Regions from separate parts of the Homo sapiens genome. Here region 2 is linked to region 1. Evidence: chromatin loops called from intact Hi-C (ENCODE). Cell type or tissue: heart right ventricle. All regions are shown on one strand. Each heading gives the region's core, and the rest is flanking DNA. Links, peaks and the distances in the headings are about the cores only. Region 1 has its middle 360 kb from the start of SQOR. Region 2 overlaps LOC105370802 (a long non-coding RNA gene).

The links. A loop is a pair of places that touch in the nucleus more often than their neighbours do. Peaks named below come from ENCODE experiments on the same cell type or tissue, not always from the same donor. Only the 100,000 strongest peaks of a DNase experiment are listed, where the experiment ranks them.
Region 2: a loop joins it to region 1, with 3 times the contacts of the local background. A loop is called at or near these places in 1 of 110 quality-filtered maps.

The regions. Positions count from the first base shown.
Region 1 is chr15:45,992,436-45,996,838 of GRCh38, forward strand. No RefSeq gene overlaps it. Among named protein-coding and RNA genes, the nearest start is that of SQOR, 360 kb to the left of the region's middle. In heart right ventricle, for the core only: no CTCF peak of the experiment used is centred there; no DNase peak of the experiment used is centred there; H3K27ac peaks cover 1,444 bases.
Region 2 is chr15:45,812,558-45,816,960 of GRCh38, forward strand. All of the region lies in intron 1 of LOC105370802 (a long non-coding RNA gene), which reads left to right. Among named protein-coding and RNA genes, the nearest start is that of SQOR, 180 kb to the left of the region's middle. In heart right ventricle, for the core only: no CTCF peak of the experiment used is centred there; no DNase peak of the experiment used is centred there.

The DNA of each region.
Region 1 (4,403 bases), core at 176-4,175:
AGTTCATTTCTGTTCCTGCTTCCATTTATTTTATAATCTCATGTCCCCCTAACCCCCTATAACAGTTTCCTGATTCTTTTCTTTTGAATCAGGAAAACAGAATGTGCCTATATTGGACTGACTTTCTGATTCAGGCACTTCTGGAATACTTGGAGAGCTGTGTGAGGGAAGGTCTTCCAGGACTGTACTTGCCAGAGGAAGTGAGGAAGGCCGCTAAGGAAGACTCACTGAAGGGAGGATTGAACAACTCCTCTTCAGTCATAGGGTAGGTGGAGGGTGTCTGTGACTTGGATTTGAGAGTGTGAAACAAAGTTGGGAGAAAGAAAATCTCTGTGGATACAAGAGGGTGGAAAGTATGTTTTGTAAGTTGGAAAAGACCATCCCTGTAAGCAATGGGCTTTCTAGGGGATCCAAAGGTAGTAGGCAGGGATGTGCTGCTTAGGAATGCCTGGGCACCATCTCTGTCTTCCCTCCTCCAGATGCAGGTATGGACATATTGACATATAGTTTAGTTTAAAAACTAGTAGATGTTGATGTCAGGAAGAACCTCCTGAAAGGGAAGCATCAAGATCTTTGGTCATTTGTGATTTCTTCTTTCACAGAATAAAATACCTGTGACTTAGCACACTAAGGCTGTAAGATATATTTCACACGCACAAGGCTGCTTTGCAGCTGCAAGCCAGTTGGTGTTGAATGTGGATGACTGTATGAAACCCACTGAACCTTTGAGATGGAGACTCTCACAGGGGAGCCTCCTAGTCAGAGTTACCACAATTTATGATGCCTGAGTTGAGCGAAAAGGGAAAACTGGTGCTTTATTAGGTTGTCTCTGTTTCGGTTATTGCCACATAGGGAAGTTAAGATGTGGAATTCATATTTACTTCTTGGCACAATGAAATTTAATTGTTCACCAGCATCAGACATTAACAGAAGTGGTTTTGGCATCTTGAGGACTTTAGCCCTGTTTCCCTGGTAGGAGGTCTGCCAATGACTGTTTTTTCTGACAAGCTCTGAGTGCAAAAGGAAGGCACCCATGTAGCTTTGCACAGGTCTTTCCAGCCAAATAATAGCAATGACTTATAATAACAACTTTTTGAAAGATTACTATATGCCAGTAAGCATTTTGCAGTATCACTGAGAAGCAGGTGTTTTTTTTATTAACCTCATTTTATAGATAAGAAAACTGAGATACAGAGAAGTTGAGAGACTTGCACATAGCTTGATCAGGTCTAGCAAGTGGAAAAGGAGGCAGTCTAACTCCCAAATCAGCACTTTGGCCCATTGTATTATACTTCCTTTGCAGAGATTTTCAGAAAGAAGTGTCAATGACCCTGGGAAGATCAGAGGATGATAAGTACCAGGGGAAACTGTTTTACTAGTTAGAGTGATCTCAGTTCTTTTTTTTATACCCTTGGCTAGGTTGTCCTTGGGAAATACTATTTATACTTGTTAGTATTTTTGCCTTTTTTTTAACTTTTAGTTTTTCATCATGTGGAACATAGCATTTATTAGATAAACATTTCACATTTTTGTTCCAAATTGCTATACTTGTCATGAGTATTAAAAACCATATTTTCTTTAATCACACTTTTATAGACCTTATCTAATATGAAAAGGAAGTTGACAGAAAAATTGGGTAATTTCTTTTGTTATGATTCTCATATACACACCAAGAGAAAAACATTATTCCTACTATATATGTTTATGCTCTTCATAACATTTCTACTATTTTACTTATCCACCTTTGAAATGAAGCAATTAAATTACATTTCCCTATGTTTTATTGTCAACAGATAATCTATAACCCACTATATGGTGTTATAATGACATTATTTGCCCTTTTTCTAAGCAAGGAAAGTTACCATTATTTACCACAGAGTAATCATATTTGGAGTGTTCCAGAAAGAACTCTGTTCTATACCATCTGCCCAAGTTACTTACTGACACTCTTTTAAACTGAGAACTCTCCAAATGTGTTGCCAGCTGATTTTTCTTTGCACTAGATCTATGCATCAAATACCAACTGGACACATCTGATAACACTGCCTGTGGCAGATGCTGCCATGCGTTGTCCACATTCCTGTTTTGGAATACAATACCCATGACTCCAGCTATGAGAGTATTGACAGCTGTCAGCCATCTTTAGGGATTGTGTTGGCTGAAGAGTTATCTCACTCAATGTCACGTCCCTTTTTTGGGTCAGCCTCCTTCCAATGAATGCTCAATATAGGGGTATAAGTGCCCCACAAAAGTGGGTACAACTCTGAGGGTAATTCCATTTTTGGTACTTGTCATAGGGCTGGCTGAGGCTTCCTTGAGATTGCATCGATGCCCACCTTCCTCCTCTGCTCAATTATGCTACTTTCTCTTCCCTTCACCGTGAGTTGATTCCAAGTGCACTCTCTAATAAGCCTTCCATATGCTAATCTCCACCCCAGAATCAACTTCCTGGGAAACTCAGCTTGCTATACAGACAGCTATCTCAAATATGATGTGCCTATAACTTAACATACATTCAGGGAACAGGATGAGGGCTTCTCCTCTGTTTCCTAAACTAGATCATGGTATCCAGTCTAACACTCAAGTTAGAGACCTGGGAGTTCCTTTGGACTCTTTTCTTCATCACTATTATTGTTTTGGTTGCCAGTTCTGTTGATTTTCTTAAATTCATTTCCAAACATTTCCTCCTCTTTCCATTCCCACTGCCACTGCTATGGCTGAAGTACTCACTATTTCTCATCTGACAAGAGCAGCGGTCTTATAACTTACTTATTTACAGATGTGTAGCAGATGCTGTCAGGGCCCTGCTATATCCCCTTAACACTTAAACTGTTTCTATACTTGCCAAGGGCTTGTTACAGCAAGCACCTGACACTCTCCCCCAGAGCTTTTTCCAGCCTCTGCAGACAGCTAAGTCTGTGCCATGGGCAGACGGAAAGGGCTGAGGGGTGGGGGCGGTGAGCACTCCCAGGAACAGCCCTCAGCCATTGATCAATAAGAGTTGTATTATGAGGGGAAGAGATTGAGACCATCCTGGCCAACATGGGGAAACCCCTTCTCTACTAAAAATACAAAAATTGGCTGTAGTCTCAGCTACTTGGGAGGCTGAGGCAGGAGAATCGCTTGACCCTGGGAGGCAGAGGTTGCAGTGAGTCGAGATTGTGCCACTGCACTCCAGCCTGGTGACAGAGTGAGACTCTCTCTCAAAAAAAAAAAAAAAAAAAGTTGTATTATGAACTGAACTTGGGTCCACTTGCTTGCCAAAAGCAGCAAAACCAAACACTGAAAATGATATTTGCAGTGAGAGAAATTGAGGCATTTATTGCCAGGTCACCAAGCAAGGAGAATCAGGTAGCTAATGTTTAAGACTTGAACTCCTGATAGCTTATGTGTATGGGTTTTTAAAGGTGGGGAGACAGGTTACAGACAAAGTCACATTGGTTTTGCCCAAAAAGGCAGGATACTTTGAAGCAGGATCTTATGGGTTGTAGGCAGATTCAGAGATTTTCAGATTTGCAATGGATTAAGGAAGCAAGGTGTTTTGTCTAAAATCGTGGGGTCAGCAGAAAGGAACGTCAAGGTTTTGTCTGTCAGTGTGACTCTCTAGGTCGCTTAGGAAGAAATTTAGAATACAGAACAGCAGTCAAGAGTTCAGTCCTCAGTTCTCCCTTATCTGAGGTCTACCCAGGTTTCTAAAAACAACTCCAGAACCACATGTTACAATGTCGTCTTTTAGTTTCTATTGGGATCCAAAACACCTTGTGACTCTGACTTGCTTAGAAGGCTATTGTTTAAGTTATTAATAATTTATTGCTTATTAGTTGCTCATTTATTCTAAAGGCTAGCTAGGGGCCTGGAATTTCCCTGGAAGACACTCAAGATTTTTCCTTTATTTCCATGTGTCGAAGGTGGGGTGGGTTACCTGCCTTGTCTCAGCTGGCTAATAAATACTCAGATGGGTTTTTTACCTGATCTCTCAGAAGTCACCTGTGGATTTGAACTTTAGTTGCCTACAATAATAACCTTCTCAATAATGTATCCTTTACTGACATGCCTTCCCAGTTTTACCTCTTAATTCCCCTATCAGTGCTTCCTGGTATCACTTCTTCTAGGAACTGGCTGTGAAAACAATATTGCCTTAGGCAAGGTTGCCCCAGAAAATGATCCTGAGACAAGGATTTCAGTGCGAAAAGAATTATCTGAATGAAACATATACATGTGATCATTTCATTGTCTTACTTAAAAATTTAGTCTGCTACAGGGTAAGGCCCAAAGTCTTCAACATGACATCTAAGGCCCTTTATAGCTTATGGCAGGATCTTTGCTGGTCTCTTGAGCTGGCAGATCAGGGTCATGGCCTTCTGAATAAACCACAGTCATCTCTCACTAAGAAGATAAGGTCT
Region 2 (4,403 bases), core at 157-4,156, 180 kb before region 1:
AGATTCAAGATAACAGAGAGAAGGAATTCAGAATTCTATCAGATAAATTTAACAGAGATTGAAATGATTCAAAAAAATCAAGCAGAAATTCTGGAGCTGAAAGATGCAGTTGATTTACTGAAGCATGCAACAGAGACTTTTAGTAGCAGAATTGATCAAGCAGAAGAAAGAATTAGTGAGCTTGAAGATAGGCTATTCTTCTGAAGATACACAGTCAAAAGAGACAAAAGAAAAAAAAACAATAAAAAAGAATGAAGCATGCCTATAGGATCTAGAAATAGCCTCAAAAGGGCAAATCTAAGAGGTATTTACCTTAAAGAGGAAGTAGAGAAAGAGATAGGGGTAGAAAATTTATTCGAAGGGATACTAATGAAGAACTTCCCAGACCAAGAGAAAGATATCAATATCCAAGTACAAGAAGGTTATAGAAGACCAAGCAAATTTAAACCGAAGAAGACTACCTCAAGGCATTAATAGTGTAACTCCCAAAGATCAAGGATATAAAAAGGATCCTAAAAGCAGCAAGAAAAAGGAATCAAATAACATGTAACGAAGCTCCAGTATGTCTGGCAGCAGACTTTTCACTGGAAACCTTACAGGCCAGGGGAGAGTGGCATGACATGTTTAAAGTGCTGAAGGAAAACAACTTTTACCCTAGAATAGTATATCTGGCAAAAATATCCTTCAAACATGAAGGAAAAATAAAGACTTTACCAGATAAACAAAAGCTGAGGGGTTTCACCAACAACAGACATGTCCTGCAAGAAATGCTAAGGGGAATACTTGAATCAGAAAGATAATGATGTTAATGAGCAATATATAATCACCTGATGGTACAAAACTCACTGATAATAGTAAGTACACAGAAAAACACAGAATACTATAACACTGTGACTGTGATGTAGAAACTACTCTTATCCTAAGTATAAAGACTAAATGATAAACCAATCAAAAATAATGACAAAAACTTTTCAAGACATAGACAGTACAATAAGATATATATAGAGAAACACCAAAAAGTTAAAAAGTGGGGGGACAAAGCTGAACTGTACAGTTTTTATTAGTTTTCTTTTTGCTTGTTTTTTTTTTTTTTTGAAAATTATTTTTTTATTTCAATAGGTTTTTGGTGAACAAGTGATATTTGGCTACATGAATAAGTCCTTTAGTGGTGATTTCTGAGATTTTGCTGCACCCATCACTTGAGCAGTGTACACTGTACCCAGTGTGTAGTCTTTTATACCTCACCACCCCCGACCCTTTTCCCCCGAATCCCCAAAGTCCAATGTATAATTTTTATGCCTTTGTGTCCTCATAGCTTAGCTCCCACTTATTAGTGACACCATATGGTGTTTGGTTTTCCATTCCTAAGTGACTTTACTTAGAATAATAGTCTCCAATTCCATCTAGGTTGCTGTGAATACCATTATTTTATCCCTTGTTGTGGCTGAGTAGTATTCCATGGTATCATATACACCATATTTTCGTTCTTTGTTTTTTTGCGTGTGTGTTTTTTTTTGAGACGGAGTCTCGCTCTGTCACCCAGGGTGGAGTGCAGTGGCGCGATCTCTGCTCACTGCAAGCTCTGCCTCCTAGGTTCACGCCATTCTCCTGCCTTAGCCTCCTGAGTAGCTGGGACTACAGGCGCCCACCACCACACCCGGCTAATTTTTTTTTTTTTTTTTCTTAGTAGAGACGAGGTTTCACCATATTAGCCAGGTTGGTCTCGATCTCCTGACCTCGTGATCTGCCCGTCTTGGCCTCCCAAAGTGCTGGGATTACAGGCGTGAGCCACCGCGCCCGGCCATATTTTCTTTATCTACTCTTTGATTGATGGACATTTGGGTTGGTGCCATATTTTTGCAATTGCAAATTGTGCTGCTATAAACATGCATGTGCAAGTATCTTTTTTATATAATGACTTGTTTTCCTCTGGGTAGATACCTAGGAGTGGGATTGCTGGGTCAAATGGTAGATCTACTTTTCATTCTTTAAGGAAACTCCACACTCTTTTCCATAGTGGTTGTACTAGTTTACATTCCCACCAACAGTGTAAAAGGGTTCCCTTTTCACCACATCCCTGCCAACATCTCTTATTTTTTATTTATTTTTTTCTTATTATGGCCATCCTTGCAGAAGTAAGGTGGTACTGCATTGTGGTTTTGATTTGCATTTCCCTGATACTTAGTGATGTTGAGCATTTTTCCATATGCTTGTGGGCCATTTGTATATCTTCTTTTGAGAATTATCTATTCATATCCTTAGCCCACTTTTTGATGGGATTGTTTGTTTCTTGCTGATTTGTTTAAGTTTTTGTATATTCTGGATATTAGTCCTTCGTTGGATGTATATATTGTGATGATTTTCTCTCACTCTGTGGTTTGTCTGTTAACTCTGCTGATTATTTCTTGTGCTGTGCAGAAGCTTTCTAATTTAATTAAGTTAGATTGTGACCAACTCAGCATTCCACTGAAGACTGTATGATCAAACAGCAAACTGTTTATCATGAATGCAGGATGTGGGCAAACTCACATCTGCACCTGCCACCAGAGGGTATGCAGAGTGCAATCACTCCCTGGTGCCATGCTCCTTGAGGTTATCTACTGGAACATCTGGAGGCTACTGTTCAGAGAATGCAGTTGTGCAAGCCTGCACCGAGTCAAGCAACTGACTGACAACCACCTCACTTCTCCCTATCTCCTTTACTCAATAAATACGAAGGGCTCTAAAAGCTCAGGGCCCTTGTTCACTAGAAGAAAGGAGCCCCCTGACCCCTTCTTCCAAATATACTCTCTTGTCCTTACCTTTATTCCCGCATTTGCCCCCCTTTGTTCAGTCCAACAGGGATTGGGGCTACAACAGAGTTATTTGTAGATTCTGGATATTAGTCCTTTGTTTGATGTATATATTGTGATGATTTTCTCCCACTCTGTGGTTTGTCTGTTAACTCTGCTGATTATTTCTTGTGCTGTGCAGAAGCTTTCTAGTTTAATTAAGTCACATCTATTTATCTTTGTTTTTGTTGCATCTGTTTTTGGGTTCTTGGTCATGAAGCCTTTGCCTAAGCCAATGTCTAGAATGCTTTTTCTGATGTTATCTTCTAGAATCTTTATGGTTTCAGGTCTTAGGTTTAAGTCTTTGATTCACCTTGAATTGATTTTTGTATAAGGTGAGAGATGAGGATCCAGTTTCATTCTCCTACATGTGGCTTACCAGTTATCCCAGCACCATTTATTGAATAGAGTGTCTTTTCACCAGTTTATATTTTGTTTGCTTTGTCAAAGATCACTTGACTGTAAGTATTTGGGTTTATTGCTGGGTTCTGTATTTTGTTCCGTTGGTCTATGTGCCTATTTTTATATTAGTACCATGCTGTTTTGGTGGCTATGGCCTTATAGAATAGTTTGAAGTTGGGTTATGTGATTCCTTTTTGCTTGGTCTTGCTTTGGCTATGTGAGCTCTTTTTTGGTTACATATGAATTTTAGGATTTTTTTTTCTAATTCTGTGAAGAATGATGTGGTATTTTGATGGGAATTCCATTGAATTTGTAGATCGCTTTTGGCGGTATGCTCATTTTCACAATATTGATTCTACCCATCCATGAGCATGAGATGTGTTTCCATTGTCTGTGATTTCATTCAGAAGTGTTTTGTAGTTTTCCTTGTAGAGGTCTTTCACGTCCTTGTTTAGGTATATTTCTAAGTTTTTAAAAAATTTTTAAATTAAAAAATTTTTTTTGCAGCTATTGTGAAAGAGGTTAAGTTCTTGATTTGATTCTCAGCTTGGTTGCTGTTGGTATATAGCAGAGCTACTGATTTGTGTACGTTAATTTTGTATCCTGAAATTTGCTGCACCCCTTTACCAATATTAGAAGCTTTTTGGACGGGTCTTTAGGGTTTTCTAGGTATATGATCATATCCTCAACATATAGTGACAGTTTTTACCCTTTATTTCTTTTTTTTGTCTGATTGCTCTGGCTAGGACTTCCAGTGCTATGTTTAATGGAAGTGGTGAAAGTGGCTATCCTTGTCTTGTTCCAGTTCTCAGGGGGAATGCTTTCAAGTTTTCCCTGTTCAGTATAATGTTGGCTGTGGGTTTGTCATATGTGGCTTTTATTACCTTAAGGTATGTCCCTTCTAAGCCGATTTTGCTGAGGGTTTTAATTATAAAGGGATCCTGGATTTTGTCAAATGTTTTGTTTGCATCTGCTGAGATGATCATGTGATTTTTGTTTTTAATTTTGCTTATGTAGTGTATCACATTTTTTGACTTACATATGTTAAACCATCCCTGCATCCCTGGTATGAAACCCACTTGATCACGTCAAATTATCTTTTTGATATGCTGTTAGATTCAGTTAACTAGTATTTTCCTGAGGATTTTTGCCTCTATGTTCATCAGGGAT